Regions from separate parts of the Homo sapiens genome. Here all the other regions are linked to region 1. The links are chromatin contacts, found by Hi-C or POLR2A ChIA-PET in ENCODE. All regions are on one chromosome and are shown on one strand. The core of a region is the stretch at or near the end of the contact, and the rest is flanking DNA. Distances in the headings are between cores, read along the strand shown.

What was found. Hi-C counts contacts between places; a loop is a spot of excess contacts on that map. ChIA-PET counts read pairs that join two places held with the same protein, here RNA polymerase II (POLR2A). Pooled maps may share reads with other maps.
Region 2: a pooled map shows a loop between it and region 1 (4-fold over the local background). The contact joins two enhancer-like sites. A Hi-C loop is called at or near these places in 11 of 50 pooled maps. POLR2A ChIA-PET finds 5 or more read pairs at or near these places in 3 of 52 experiments (OCI-LY7 and activated naive CD4-positive, alpha-beta T cell).
Region 3: a loop to region 1 is called in a map of naive thymus-derived CD4-positive, alpha-beta T cell, with 2.3 times the contacts of the local background. The contact joins two enhancer-like sites. A Hi-C loop is called at or near these places in 1 of 168 maps with a recorded cell type or tissue (naive thymus-derived CD4-positive, alpha-beta T cell) and 11 of 50 pooled maps. POLR2A ChIA-PET finds 5 or more read pairs at or near these places in 8 of 52 experiments (MCF 10A, activated CD4-positive, alpha-beta T cell, activated CD4-positive, alpha-beta memory T cell and 2 more).

What each region holds. Positions count from the first base shown.
Region 1 is chr20:53,075,217-53,080,361 of GRCh38, forward strand. All of the region lies in intron 1 of TSHZ2 (teashirt zinc finger homeobox 2), which reads left to right. Among named protein-coding and RNA genes, the nearest start is that of TSHZ2, 110 kb to the left of the region's middle. Within about 2 kb of position 2,420, at least 5 of the 41 ENCODE cell types and tissues checked have a DNase peak (open chromatin) inside an H3K27ac peak, as active enhancers do.
Region 2 is chr20:52,997,953-53,003,097 of GRCh38, forward strand. The region is part of intron 1 of TSHZ2 (teashirt zinc finger homeobox 2); the gene reads left to right. Among named protein-coding and RNA genes, the nearest start is that of TSHZ2, 28 kb to the left of the region's middle. Within about 2 kb of position 3,184, at least 6 of the 41 ENCODE cell types and tissues checked have a DNase peak (open chromatin) inside an H3K27ac peak, as active enhancers do.
Region 3 is chr20:53,146,731-53,151,875 of GRCh38, forward strand. All of the region lies in intron 1 of TSHZ2 (teashirt zinc finger homeobox 2), which reads left to right. Among named protein-coding and RNA genes, the nearest start is that of TSHZ2, 180 kb to the left of the region's middle. RefSeq lists a silencer at 2,486-2,686. Within about 2 kb of position 2,846, at least 3 of the 41 ENCODE cell types and tissues checked have a DNase peak (open chromatin) inside an H3K27ac peak, as active enhancers do.

The DNA of each region.
Region 1 (5,145 bases), core at 1,170-3,669:
AATAAAAAAGAGACAGGTAGTCTCAGACTTTTTCATTATTGCCTTCTTTGCTGTGAAGCTCATGGACTGCTCTGTGCAAAGGATCTTTCTTTTTACCATTTTAATAGCCTGTGCAATGGGATTAAGAAAGATCTTGGGTTTTTCATTCAACAGATATTTTCATCATTAAAATGCTTACTGTTTTTGAGCACATAAGTGACTCTACTGGAATGGTAGTAGGAAAATAGGGACACGAAGGGGATTTGAAGTCAGATTATGAAAGCACTGCATGCCAAGCTATAAAAGGAGCGACAAATCAGGGAGGTTAGTTTCTGATACTAACCTTGGCAAACACAGAGAGGGGAGAAGCAAGTGCAAAAGCCCTAGATGAAAATGAGTTTGGATAGTATGTTCTAGAAACAGAAGGCAGCAGGACAGGTGAGAACTAAACAAGGCAGAGCGTGATAAGATATGAGAATGAAGGTGGAGGAAGGAGTAGGGTGATCACCAGCCCAGGCTGCTAGGAGACTGAGGGAGTTCTTGGGGTGATGGATTTTCAGTTTTTAAACTGGGAGAGTCCACGGCACACTGGGACAAGTCAGCCACCATCGGTGGGAGCCAGGTTCTGCTGGGACTGGGGACCATGGGAAGGAGTTTGGGCTGTACTTTACATGCAATGGGAGAGACTGAATGTGTTTTAAGTGGCACATTCTCAACTGCATTCAGTCTGGAGACTGAAACACTGATTCCTTGTTCTTTGGCAAGTCACCCAACCCCTCTTGACCTCGCTTTCCTCACTTCTAGCGAGAGGTGGTTACACCAGATGATCTTCAAGGTTCCTTTCGACTCTGAGACCCTAGGACACTTTTCACTTTGTTCTGTAGACAGAAAAGAGTGGTCAAGGATTACTGAGCAAAGGAATAACACAAAGAATTTTTTGAAGGATTAATCTGGCAGTAGTTTACAAAACTAATCACAGCAAAGAGAGATCTGAAGAAAACAGTTGAGCTCTTACAGTGATCCAAGCAAGAGATGATGAGAGCCTGGACTGGATGACAGCAGAAAGGATGATGGAGACAGGAAGGAAGGGTGGAGTGATATTAACCAGAAAAATTGCTGAATTTGCTGGCAAACTGCACATGGCTGATAATGGAGTCACCAAAGTGTGATTTAATTCATTCATTCATTTGTTCAACTTACTGAGGCCCTATTGTGTGCCAGGCACTGGATGAAAGTAGATGAGCAAGTCCTTGCCTTCACAGAGCTCACAATCTAGTGGGGAAACCAGTATCAGACTGCACGTTTCAGTTGTGCTTAATACTATGAAAGGACTGGGCCAGATTCCATACAAGCGATGCGGAGGTCCTGACCCAGTCTGAAGATCACTGAGGGCTTACTGAGATGAGTGATGTCAAAGCTCACAGCTAAAAAAGAAAAAAACAGCACTAAATTAGGTTGATGGTGGGAGGTGAGGGTGGAGCAGGCCATGGAGTGGAGAACATTTTAGGCACAGGTACCTTATTTGCTGACAACATGAGGCAGGAAGATGTTGCACATTCAATGAACTTAGGAAAACACAACCTGATGAAGGACTAGATGGAGGATCCTGGAAGGCTGGAAAGAGTTAAATTATAAAAGGGACTTGCAGATGCATAATTCATTTTGGACGCAATTCAGAGAGTGATGGGAAGTCATTAAAGAAAGAGTTATAAACAAGACCCTGATGTGCAGTTTCAGAGTTTTGCATTTTTGTATCCGGAAGAATCATGGTATTCCTAAGAGAACTCGGGCTTAGAGAGAGTGGAGAGGTAAATTCTGATGGAAAAGCAAAAGAGGGGAAAGGAAAAGTGTGACCAAGTGGAAGTAGTCTCTCAGGTGCTGAAGACACAAGTCTATGAGCTTAGCAGAGATGAGAGGTAAAGATAATGCTCTGGAGGCCAGGCACGATGGCCCATGCCTGTAATCCCAGCACTTTGGGAGGCTAAGGCGGGTGGGTCACTTGAGGTCAGGAGTTCGATACCAGCCTGGGCAACATGGTGAAACCCTGTATCTACTAAAATACAAAAAAAAAATAGCATGGTGGCGTGTGCGTGTAATCCCAGCTACTTGGGAGGCTGAGGCAGGAGAACCATTTGAACCCTGGAGGCAAAGGTTGCAGTGAGCCAAGATTGTGCCACTGCACTGCAGCCAGGATGACAGAGTAAGACTCTACCTCAAAAAAAAAAAAAAAAAGATAATACTCTGGGGATCATCTGTACAGTTGGAGCTGTGAGAGTGAATTAGTTTTGTTTGAGAAGGGAGAGTTAGCAAGGGGAGAAAAGATTGACAAGACCAGAGTCTTGGGACCTGTCCACATATTAGGAGCAATTCTGGATGATCCAGAGATAGAAAGGCAAACAGAAGGGAGGACGACCCAGGAGGTTTAGGCACATCATACACAGCAGCCAAGCCTGAGTCACACAGACAGGGTAGTGGAGGTATCAAATACTGCACAAAGGTCAAAGAAAAACAAAGCCTGACAAAAGGCCAGTCAGTGTGGCAATTAATAGATCATTCGTTATCGCTGAAAAGGAGGTTGGTGACTAATGTTTGGATTACATCACCTTGGACAAAATTAATAACAAATTTCCTGATAGTCACTTGCAAAGATGCAATGGAAATTGGCTGCTCACTCTCCCTGTCTGTTCTGAAATTTCTTAACTTTGTGAACACTCTAATCTCCTCTGAGTACTGCAGCAGAAAATTGAAATGTGCCCTGTGTACAATGTGGGTGAGTTTCTGTTACCCAAATCCTTACCTTTTAGATGTTTAGAATGTCAACTTCTCCAATTTACTGAATGCGTAGGCAGAGTTTGCATGACTGTTTCTGAGAGTGAATCTATCGGAAAGGAGGGAGAATGACATGCGAAGAGCTTCTATCAATCACGAATCCAGCTTTAGACTGCAAAATCTGTGTGTTCACGCTAAGAAAGGGAGATTTCCTGAAGTCAAAGATCTAAACCCAAAATCTAAAAACATATGAGTAAAGAGTTTTGCACTTAGGGGGATTACTCAGAATAGAGAAAATAATGTGGGTTTAACCATTTCATGACAGCTTTTTTTCTATTCCTTTGAATGAACACCTAGACATTTTTTAAATTAAAATTTTGAGTAATACTTGTTCATTGTAGAAGATTTGCCAAGTCCAAGAACTACAGTATGCCTGACACCTAATAAATACTCGTTAAATATTTCTTGAAAAAAGACATGAAATGGTACAAGATAAAACTGGATTAGAGGGACTCTGGCATATTTGGGATCATGTTAACACTTTTCGATGTGGTCTTTGAGCATGGAGGAATTATTATAGGTTTTTAGTCACAGGATTACATCATAAATTATCTTTGAAAAATACCCTGGCTGCATTTTGCTGGATGTATTGGAGTAGAATGAGGATGGATTCAAGGACAGCAGTGAGGTAGTTACTGTGATAATCAGGTGACAAAAAGATGGTGGCTTAGACTAGGCTGGCAGCAATAGAGATGTAGAGAAGTGGGTGGATTGAGATAGATTTGGTGGTAAAAATCAATAGAGCTTGGCTATATGGTAAATTTAGAGGTACGCTGGGAATAATGGAGTGGGGGAAAATTTTGGTAAAGGTAAAAATCGTAATTCCATTTGGGAACTGTTAAGTTTGATGTTCAAGAGTTAGGGAGAAGACCATTGGGTACTTATCTGGATTTCAACATAATACCCAATTACATCAATGTCAAAGTCCTAGCAAATAGAACATAATGAACCCCTGGCAGTGGACGAGCATGTTTAGGGTGAGATTATTGAGGAAGAAAGACTAAGCCCTGAGAAAGGCCAATATCCAACATTGAAAAGGAAAAAAGTCTGCAAAACATGAGCTTTTGGAGAGCGTGGAAGACTATCAACATAGGGTGATTGTCAAAATAGGAAGTAATAGAGAAGAGAGTGTCTCAAGAGGGAAAAAGTGGTTAGCTCTACTAACTACTTTTAGTAGAAGTCAGTAAGGTGCAAGTTGAAAAAATGCACACTGGACTTAACTTGGCTGAGCTCCTGGGTGAACTTAGTAAAAGCATTCACAGTAGACCAATGGGAGGAGAAGCCAGACTGGGTGGGTTGAAAAATAAATGAGAGATGAGAAATAGAGACAACAGTGTGCATATCTCATGCGGGTTGCCAGACAGTGGTTAACGTAGACAGTGACATGTTCACACTGGAAGAGGTTAATCTGCAGAGCAAGTGCAAAACCCTCTCAAATCGCTGCTATGTTTAAGGCATCTTAGCGCTACAGAGACAGAATAATCCTGTGTATTGGGAATACAGAAAGGAAAAAATCAGGAATGCAGAGACTTCAAGTCTTTAGAGGCCAAATTCCAAGGCTTTGGTCTGAGCCAGGCACTATTTCAAACAGCTGGATTATGTGCCAATATGCCTAACGAAGTGAATATCAGCTGGCCCCACACTGGTAATAAAACGATAATAACTCTATAAATAAATGTATTGAGTGCTGACTGTGCCCTCTATCACACTAGCCACTCTATACCCTTTATCTCATTTAATTTTCACAAAAGCACCAGCAGATAGCTACTATAGCTACTAGTAACCTTTTTCTTTTTCTGTTTTTTTTTTCTTTTTTTTTGCAGAAGAGATCCTGAGGTCCACAAAAGTTGAATTATATGTCCTAATACACATAGCTTATGAGTGAAGCCGTGATTCTGATTGGTCTGACTCCAAAGTTCAACTTAGGTTATTCAGTCTCTTCAAGTTGTTGTTGCCCAATGAAAACTTGTTGCCTAGCTAACTGGAAATCTGACTGAATTTCCAGACTAGCTCAGCTTACCTAATTTAATAAAAAACATCAAGACCCGAAAAGCAATTATGTAGAATGATTCGAATCTTAAACGAGTTAATATATCCAGAGCTCTTATGGTACCAGACGCATAGAGAGCCTTATGTATGTGTTTCCCATTAATTCTTACTAAAAGGCTCTAGAGAGAAATTGGTCTGCCCTTCCCTGGTGCTAATCAAACATTGTGAATAGTAACACCATTTTTTCCTCCCAAGGGCCACTAAATTTCTGCTTCTTACAGAGTAGTTTTCAACTTGGTCTTAAGGAAGAGGATGGTATTTCCTGGCTTTGTGCTTAATCTCTTTACA
Region 2 (5,145 bases), core at 1,934-4,433, 76 kb before region 1:
AGAAATGCAGATTCTCATGCCCCACCCCAGACCTGCTTCATCAGAATCTGCATTTTCAGAGGATGCTCAGGGGGGGATTCGTGAGCACGTTGAGATTTTTAGAAGAGTTAGCCTACCCTGAATGGTTGACTCCTGCCTCCTTTCTGACTTGAAATCCTCATCATTTCCTTGCCTGAACTGTGGTTTCTTTCTGTCCTTATTCCATGCCCAGCTGTGCCTTCTTCTTTTTTTGGGGGGACAGAGTCTTGCTCTGTCACCCAGGCTGGCATGCAATGGCGTGATCTTGGCTCACTGCAGCCTCTGTCTCCCAGGTTCAAGCGATTCTCCTGCCTCAGCCTCCTGACTAGCTGGGATTAAAGGCACCTGCCACCACACCTGGCTGATTTTTGTATTTTCAGTAGAGACCGGGTTTCGCCATGTTGGCCAGGCTGGTCTCGAATTCCTGACCTCAAGTGATCCACCCGCCTTGGTTCCCAAAGTGCTGGGATTACAGGTATGAGCCACTGCACCTGGCCAAAGCTCTGCCCTCTTCTTGGTCTAGTTAATGCCTTCACATGGTTCATATATTAGCCCAAGGGTTACTTGCTCAGGGAAACCTTGCCTCAGCCTTTAGATTAGGTTAAATCCACCCTCGCCAGTACAGGCCTGAAAGCACCATATACCTCACTGCCTTGCTCTTTTCAGGGTTACAATTCTATGATTCTTGGTTTAGTTAATTTCTGTCTATCGCCTCTGCACACAGTTCCATGAGGGCAGGAACCATGTCCAGTTTTATGACTCCCACCTGCTGGGACCCCACCATAGTGTCCAGTACATGTAGAAGCTCAATAAATATTTGTTCAGTGAACAGATGCGTGCTCTCAGGACATATAATTAGGAATATTGTAGGCGTATTGCTGGCTACTTAGTTTATCTCTTCAGGAATGTTCAAAACATTTCTAGAACTGTTTTCTGTTTATTCAATTCCAGGTGATGAGAAAATCAACTCAACCGAACTACTATTTTTAAGCACTTTCCACACATTCAGCATTATACCACTTAATCCTCACAACATTTTATAAATTTTATAAATGAATAAACTGAAACTTACAGCAGTGATTTCAGACTAGCAAAATGATGGCAGAGCTGAAAACCACGTTCTACTCTTCACTGCCACATTCCACTCTTCACTGCCACATTCCAAGACCCATGAGTCTGAGGCCTCATGCTCTCCCTTGGGTTGGAATCAGAGTGGTTCTCCAAGATGCACAGAGTTCCCGATTCACCTCCTTAACACAGATCTTTATTAAGCACACCACCTGGGTGCCAAGCACTGTTCTGTAGCAGCAGTAATGAGTAAGATCCATCAGGACCCTGCTCTCAGGGGACAGAAGCAACATATATACTTAAGATGCCATGTGGTTAAAAAGGGGCTAAGAAGAAAAACAAAGGGTGGCAAAGGGAGGGAAGGTGAGGGAAGGGGGCTATAAACCATAGAGCCTTTGCCTCCTTCATTTTTGTATCTGAGCACTTGGCTCAAGGGCCAGTGTGCGATAGGTCTCCTCAGTTAGCATCGGTTGATGACTGACTGACAGATGGAATCCAACATTTCCAAAGTGGGCTAAGCACCAGCTGGTGTCGTATGTGACCATAAAACTGAGCAGAGCAAACGGCCAGTCTAGAGATTGGGATTTCCTACCCTGTTGCCCAGATTTTCCTCCCTCTATCAGCCACTGGTTTGTGACTGGAATCATCAGAATCGCCTCTAGAGCTTTCAAAAAAAAGTCATGTGCTCAGCTTTTCCTTGGGCAAACTGGGATTTCTGGGGGTGGAAAACCAGCATGTGTGTTTTTAAAAAATCCTACAGTTAAGTCTGATGTGCTCAAATGGTTGAGATGCTGTATACCCCAACCATGTGAAATAATAACACCATCTAGCTTTCACTGAGTGCCTACTGTGTGCCAAGCCACATACTCAGTGGTTAACCAACCCCACTAAGAGAGAAGAAGATGGTGACGATGATGATGGTAATGAAAACAACAGCTAATATTTATTGAGTAATGTTGTTTGTGCCTGGTGTTATGCTAAACACTTATGATGTCCAAATAGTTCATCTTCGCAGACGTCCAATGAGTCTTTTTCTGTCTCACTCACCATTATAGACATTTCAGAGAAGGTTCAAGTAAGTATCAGATATATGTTTCAAGCAGGGGTTGACAAACTGTGACCTGTGAGCTAAACGCCACCTGTTTTTGTATGACCTATGGGTTAGAATGGTTTTTACATTTTTTAATGATTGGGAGGAAATGTGAAAATTAGTTTTCTTAGGTTATATAAGTACCTATATAATATCTTAAATTTTGTCTCTTGGCCTGCAAAGCTCAAATTTACTATTTGGTCCTTTATTGGAAAAGTTTGCTGGCTTCTGCCCTAGTGTATTTTTTTCCAACTTGTTGTATGTGTAGGACAGTCATATGAGTGATTGTTTTAGGTGGTAGAAGCATGAATTTTTAAAATAATTATGGTTTCATTTGCTGTGTAATAGAAGGGGAAAGTAAAACTAATATATTAAAACTGATTTCATGGATGTTACTGCTCAATCCAATGTAAAGAAAAAAATGAATCTTTTTGAAATCAATTTTTAAAAAATAATAATACAGGCAGTATGGAGATAAAACAGAAATCATGCAAGTTATAGAAATGGGATAAACACTGTTATAGGATCAGAAAGTGGGATGAATAGGGAAAAGTCAAAATAATGGAAACAATTTCACCTGGATGAGAAAGATAGGAGATGAGATGACGGAAGCTTTTTGCATTTTTAATATTCTGTGATTCTCAGTTTCTTAGAACCCTTGTTTTTCAGGACTTTTTGATCTCTTGAGGTCTCTTCCAGCGCTCTGATTCCATGAAAAGTTTCCTCGGGAGATACTGACACAAGCTGGGGGATGTCCAGGGTTCGTTATAGCTCAAGGCACAGTCTTCCTGTGTTTTTCCTTCTGCTGACTTAGAAAGACAGATGAGCAAACCTCAGATGGATTCAGAGGTTTGGTGGGGAAATCTGAGAGGCTCTCTAGTTCAGCCAGGAGTGGAAGAGGGGGACAGCCATCTGATAATGACTGTTGCTATTTTAAGACACAGATAGCAGAGATGAGGAGTAGCGTGATGAAAACTCACATTAAAACAACCAAGAGAGGCACAACAGGAACTCTATGAACCCCAGAGAGACCCGGTCTGGGTTTACAATGACAATGTTGTGTGTGCGTTCATGTGCGTGTGTGTGTGTGTGTGTGTGTGTGTGTGTGTGTGTGTGTGTGTGTGTGTTTGGGAGGGGGTGCTGATATTTTTTTAAATGCAGATGGTTTTGTTCTCTGTAGTTGAAGCTTCAGTTCAGCAGCTCTGAGACAAACAGGAAAGCCTGTGTTATTCTCTACAGGAACACATCAAAGGTAGTTTCTGGCAACAGTCAAAATGTATATCAAGGAAGGAGAAAGGATTCATGACCTGTTTGAACAACTAGTGTTAAAAACACATTCGAGAAGAAATAATGCTAGGTAGAGGATGAAAGGAAAATAGGAGAAAGGAAGACCCCTTGCTTCACTCAGACCTAAAGATGATTGTTTCTCACCATTGCTAGCTTTTTCAAGAATAAGGAAGCGAAAAAATCACCTGTCTCATTTATCATCTGACAGGGGAGCTAAACTCTGCTGGATGAAACTTTTTCTTTTGCCCCAGACTAAATAAAGCCCCACCTCGTCTTCTGTTTCATTTTGAAAGAAAAGAGGTAAAACATGCACAACTAAAACACTTGTTTAAAAGTGTGTGACATTTCAGGAAGGTTTAACGTTACGTATGTCTTCCCTATTGAGTTTCATAAACAGAGTATCATTGTTTGATAGTGGCATAGCTGTGGTTTTGAGAAGGCTTGTCTAGAACGGAGTTCCTGAGCTGCTTGGATGATATTTCACTGCTTTGATGGAGAACGGACTAAAGAACATCATTGTGACCTTTTTATCAAGGCTTAAAGGAAGTATAAAAAGAAAACGGAAGTTGTCAACACTCACCAGGCTCTATTGTGAGGCACACAACCAACCCAGGGAGGAAAATCTAAGGTTGCTTTTGTCACCTTAACTCACATCACTTCATTGTAGTACAAGTGAGAGCCGGAACTTATTGGACACTTACTCTGTGCCACACAGGCTTTGGGTGAATTTTTGCATTTTAATTCTCACCCCAGTAAAGAGACATAATGGTATCCATGTTAGAAATGACAAAGAGGCACACAGTGAAGTCAGGTGACTCGGCCAAGCTTCTGCAGCTGCTTAGAGGCCAGGCTGATCTACCTAGCCAGGGGTACCTGACTTCCAAGCCCGTGCTGTCGACCCTTCTGGTTTAACTCTGAGTAAATTTCATACTTTGTGGAGCGTCCATCAGCCAATCACAATCTAAAAATAATACAAAATGAAAGAAACTGTCATACATTATCTTTTTTTCATCTTCCTAACAAATAAGCTGGCATGATTATTCTTTCCATTACCCTGAAAAATAAACCAAGGCTCAAGGAGAGGTCATGGTCTGCCCCAAACCACAGCCTCCATTCTCTGGCTTGAAATCTTATGCTTTTACCCACCTTTTGATGTTACCTCTTAAGTGATGTTGCCAGAATTAGCAATAAAATAAATTTATAAAAAAGAAAATAAATATTTTTATTTATAAAAAATAAATTTATAAAAAAGAACAGGATGCACAGTTAAATTTGAATTTCAGATAATATAAAAGAATGTTTAGTATAAGGATGTCCAGTACAGTATTTGGGACCTACGGGCAAGCTTTAAAGAACATAAGTTTTATCACATTCTCCAGGTACGACGTGTGTATTAATAAATCAATAGAAGTTTATCTGTGAGCAGTTATCTCAGTTTTTTAATTCCTAAGTCTTCATGTTCTGAAGAAATGGCCATCACCTTGCATTCCCAGGGCCTATTGATTATGAGGCTTCATAAACCTTAGGACTTGAGAGAACAGCTGGGATTCCTTCCCAGTTGCTAACCAATGACTTCATAATGTAATGGACAGCTCTAAATTGTGCTTCTACGTTGTAGACATAATAAGAGACACACTAAAGGACAAATACATTATCTAATAAAGCTGCCTCGAGCTTAAGAG
Region 3 (5,145 bases), core at 1,596-4,095, 72 kb after region 1:
CAGTGTTGTGTGAACAAAGAATAGTCTGTCTTAAGGTGACCAAGATAGAAACCAATACAGTGAGGAACAAATTCCACCAGCTGATTTGCAGGGAGGTAGAGGAGCGAGGCGGGCGTGAAGGATAGGTACTCTCATTTTTAAGATCTTTATGAAAGTAGTTTCAGGACCCGTATTAATAACTGCAACAACCACCTGAACCATTGACCTTATAATTCTGAAGATTAACCAGTTAGTATTTATAAAGCATTTGATGTTATTTTTTCAGTTGATGGGAATAGCTACATTTCAGTGGCCTGTAATTCTTAATTCATTGATGTCTTCTTCTTCCATTTTGATGCTAAGGTTGATTTTGTGCCCAATGTATTAATTACATGCTTTTTGTTTTTTATTCTTTGTGATCTCAACTCAGCTTATTACATATTTTTTGTTTCCTCATGTGACTCTCATTATTGGCTTTATACATGGATAAATCTATCTGTCTCTTCTAAATTAACTTTGATCTCTTTTAGTGACAATTGATGGGTGACAACCTTAGATATTATACATGGTGCCTGGAAACTGGGCTCAGCTTTCTTTTCATCCCCTTTTCTTTCAGTAGGTCAAAGAATGTCTTTAATATCTCTGTATAAACTCCATTTTGAAGATTTGTATGTTAACAGTTTTGTGCTATCATCTACAAAAAAGGCATAGACACAAAAGTTTAATTGTAGTCCTACCTTCTTCAATCCAGTCTAGAAACTTAAATGTTCACAAAGATTTAATAATATTGTTTAATGAATACTAATTCAATATTTTTCAAAGCTTTAATAATGTCATGTCATAATATCATTAGAAAAGAAATTTTTGATTGTTGGTTGCCATATCACTGTGGTATTAATGTGATTTGTGTGAGACTAAGATTTCTTTTTGTTTGTTTTAAACCAATATTCAGTTCCATCATATCTATGCATAAGACATGCATAAAATAAGTGGTGGGTCTATTTTGTTTTGTTTTGTTTTGTTTTGAGACAGAGTCTCATTCTGTTGCCCAGTCTGGTGTGCAGTGGTGCCATCTCTGCTCACTGCAACCTCCACCTCCTGGGTTCAAGTGACTCTCCTGCCTCAGCCTCCTGAGTAGTTGGGATTATAGGCATGCACCACCACGCCTGGCTAACTTTTGTATTTTTAGTAGAGCTGGGGTTTCACCATGTTGGTCAGGCTGGTTTGAATTCCTGACCTTGCGATCTGCCCGCCTCAGCCACCTAAAGTGCTGGGATTACAGGCGTGAGCCACCATGCCCGGCCAGTGGGTCTATGTCTTATAACAAGATTTGTGTTGTTGTTACACAGCTTAAAATAGAGGCATTTGCACAAACCTGATAAATACAAATGTGTCTTTTGGAAAGTCTCTAAATTCCTACAGCTAATATTTTCTATATCGTACTATTTAGTGTTTAATTATCTACGAACTTCAATTGATCACATGAATGTTATTTCTCTTTGGGGATTTGATCTCAAATGTCTAGAACAGTGGTTCTCAACTGGGGCAACTTCATTTCTCAGGGCACATTCTGCATTGTCTGGGACACTTTTTATTGAAACAACTAGGGTGGGGAAGCTGTTAGCATCTAGCGTGTAGAGGCGAGAGTTGCTGCTAAGCTTCCCACAGTGCACAGGACACCGCCCACCACACAGAGTGATCCAGCTTCGAACCTCAATAGTGTTGAAGATGAGAAATCCTGCATAGGAAGAATTTTGCTTTCTATTTCTTAATTTCTTGTTCTGGATATAGTACAGGCCTGACACCCTGTAGATGCTCATATTCAATTTGAGAATGTGGCTGAGTTTGCCTATTAAATCAGGACCCCAAGTGGATCTAAGTGCAGTGGTTTTGATTGAAAGAAAAAAAAAGTTTTTGCATTCAATATGTATGGATCATGGGGTGGGGGTTGATACAAAATAGAAAAAATATATAGATAAAGAAAATGAAGACATCTCCCAATCTTTTCTGAGATTGCCATCAACATAAAAGGCAGGTTATTAATCTTCAGGGTACAGTCTTTGTATGGAGGGAATCCCTTGGGGGTTATTGGAAATTTTATTGCTTTTCATTGGACTCAGTGTAAAATGGGGTAATTTAGGCTTAACAAACAAAGCTCGGGTTGACTCACTTTTTTTCAGAGGCTCCAGAAAGAGAATTCTCACAGAGCAGGAATCAACCTTTTCCTCCATAAATCACAGGAGGAGGTGAGAATTTGGCTAATATCCAGAGCACTGCAAAGAAATAAACAATGCAAAGCAATCTGTGGCTTACTTGATGCCAGTTTCTCCGTAGATAAATATTTCTGTGTTTTGATCTTATACATTCTTCCCCCTCAAGCTGAAACTTTTTCTGTCTCTCTTCCAGTCTGTCTGTTAGGCGAGGCCTTGGGAGCAGGATCCTGACAATGTACTGGTCAGCTCTTTTAGGGTTTTTTTTTTTTTTTTAAAGTTGATTTCCTCTGCTGGTGAGCCATACATCACTGACATCCCTGTCTGTGCTGCTTGTCTGTGACAGAATGACAGGTGTCATTTGTCACTGGGGCTTGCGGAAGCTGTGGGAAGAGGGATTGAAATTTTTTTTCTGGAAGGGCTCAGTGTCTGCCAGATCATTAAAAAGGGGGCTTTCCAAAGAAAGCTGTGTGTAATGTGATTGCACTTACTGTCAACGATAGGCTAAAAGAAAGAGAGAACATCAAAAGGGAGTGAGAGAAAGAGGGGGAGGAAAGAGAGGAGGAGTTTCTGCCAGGGGCATTTAAAGTTCTTGAGCTGCCAATGCAAGGATCTGCTTTAGTTCAGTTCTAGTGTGTGCATGCTAAATAAGTCCTTCAGAGATTTCCGCTCAGCTCATGGTGCCAATGAGGAGACCGTAACAGGAAACCTCTTTAATAGCACTTCTTCTCATCACATATTATGTAGGGCATGGAGACAGACTTGGTACTATACAGGGCATGACTTGCAGTCCAATCATTGAAGAGCTGAGGCAGGAAAACCTATTTGAACAAAAGCAGAGGGTCCCAATAAATCACGAGGCAAAACTGAGACCTGCTGGCAGGCTCCTTCTCCAAAGAGACATTTACAGCATCCTGTTTGCATAAGCACGCTCGGAAAATGCCCAAGAATATCTCCTTGCAGCTTCTCTCCTCTTGGCATGAAGTCCGTCACCAAATGGATCTCCAGGGATCAGGGAATAGAGTCTGCTTATCATTTCATTGCAAAGGGGAAGTGTTCCTTATTCTACTCCCTGTGCCATTAAAGTAATAAAAAGAAGTTAACACTTTCATAGTTCTGCCTATGTGCCGGACACTGCGGTAAATGTTTTACTTATACACCTCACTGTAATCTTCATAGCAATCCTATGAGATCGCTATTTCTGTTTTGGGGATGGTGTCATTGAAGCACAGAGAGGTTAAGTAACTTATCCAAGGTTGCACACTTCTTGGCAAAGCTGGGATTCAAATCTGGATAGTTGGGGTCTGGAGTCTATGCTTTTAGCCTCTTATTGGGAGGGTGAATGATGAACACAGTGGGGAGGCCAGATGATTTTGATAACTTCCAGATTGCAAATCTAACCATGCTGATTTAGGAAATTAACAATTTAGTGATGATGCAAACCAGGGATCTGCAAACTACAGCCAGTGAGTCAAATCCCACCTGAAACCTGTTTTTATATAGCTGGCAAACTAGAAAGAATTTTCACATAAATGGTTGAAAAATTTTGTAAAAATCTGTTTTCTCTTTTGTTACATAAGTACCTGCACATATCCTCAATTTAGTCTCTTGTCTTGCAAAGCCTAAAATATTTACTAGCTGGTCCTTCACAGGGAGTGTTGGTGGCTTCTAATCTAAGGTAAAATCAACTACAGGAAAATAAAATAAAATAAAATAAAAGTTTTTTAAAAAAAAGAAGGAAAGAAAGAGAAAGAAGAAAGGAAAAAGGAAGGAAGGAGGAGAGGAAGGAAGGAAAGGAGGAAAAGAAAAAGAAGGAGGGAAGAAAGGAAGGAAGGAGAAGATCTTAAAAAGAGAAGAAAAGGAAGGGACTTCATTTAAAAGCAAATAAGAAAACTAAGATCCTCACCAGTGGAGCTCTGAGGCCAACAGAAACACTGAAATTGGGCTGGCTTAGGTATACTTACGTGGGAAGGCCATCCTTTCAAAATAAGTTTTCCTTGACTGCCTTTCCACAAAGCCTGCTGCTTGGAGAGACAAATTAGCTATTAGGTAATCTAGTTAATTGACAAGTGACTTAACTAATTACCCTAACATGCTTATTAAATGTTACCTTTCCCATTCTCAACACATTGTTAGAGCATCAATGTATTTAAGGCCTTATCATATCACGCTCTCTTGACAGCACATTCCTGTTAAAACAGAAGGTGCATGCAGTATGTTTTTTCTATCACTATTTTTCTCCCTCTGTGGTTAGAGTCATAAGAGATAGAATTGGGAGCTGGGTACATAACAAGCCCATCCCTATTAAGGAACAATGTCCTATTATACTGGTGCCTATTCGCTGAGATGGATCAAGAATGGACTAAGTAAAGAAATAATGCATAATATCAAGCCTCGGCTAATGGGTGTAGCTAAAGCTTAGAGAAAACTTACTTTGACTCTGGACTAGTCTTTCCTAGCTGGGAGGGCTAGTGTCTATATTTATACAAATCTACAAATTCCTCAACCAAAATTCTTTGAGGCAGATGTGTTTTACAGTTCAGAGTTTTCCAGATCTTAGAAAGAGAATATGGTACATATACCATGTAGTAGATAATATCTTCAGGAAGGAAGGTGAGGAATAGCATCTTGTATGTAAAAATATAAATATTTCTGCAATGAAGCATTAGGATTACTAAATGAGATTTTTTTAAGCTTTAAAAAGTTCAATAGATTTTTCTGCTACATGAATCACAGAAAATAAGTTTAAAAAAACTTTTGGTATTCAGAGCTTTTAGGATTTTGGGAATCAAAGATAAGGGATTGTGAACTAGGGTAAATGTTACTATCACCTCATGGCCTTTCTAATAACTACAGCCTTCAAGTTATTTTTAAATTTTATATTGGTCATAATTGATACATATGGATACCATTGGTGATTATTCTTTAGCATAATGTGAGATGAAGCATGATATAT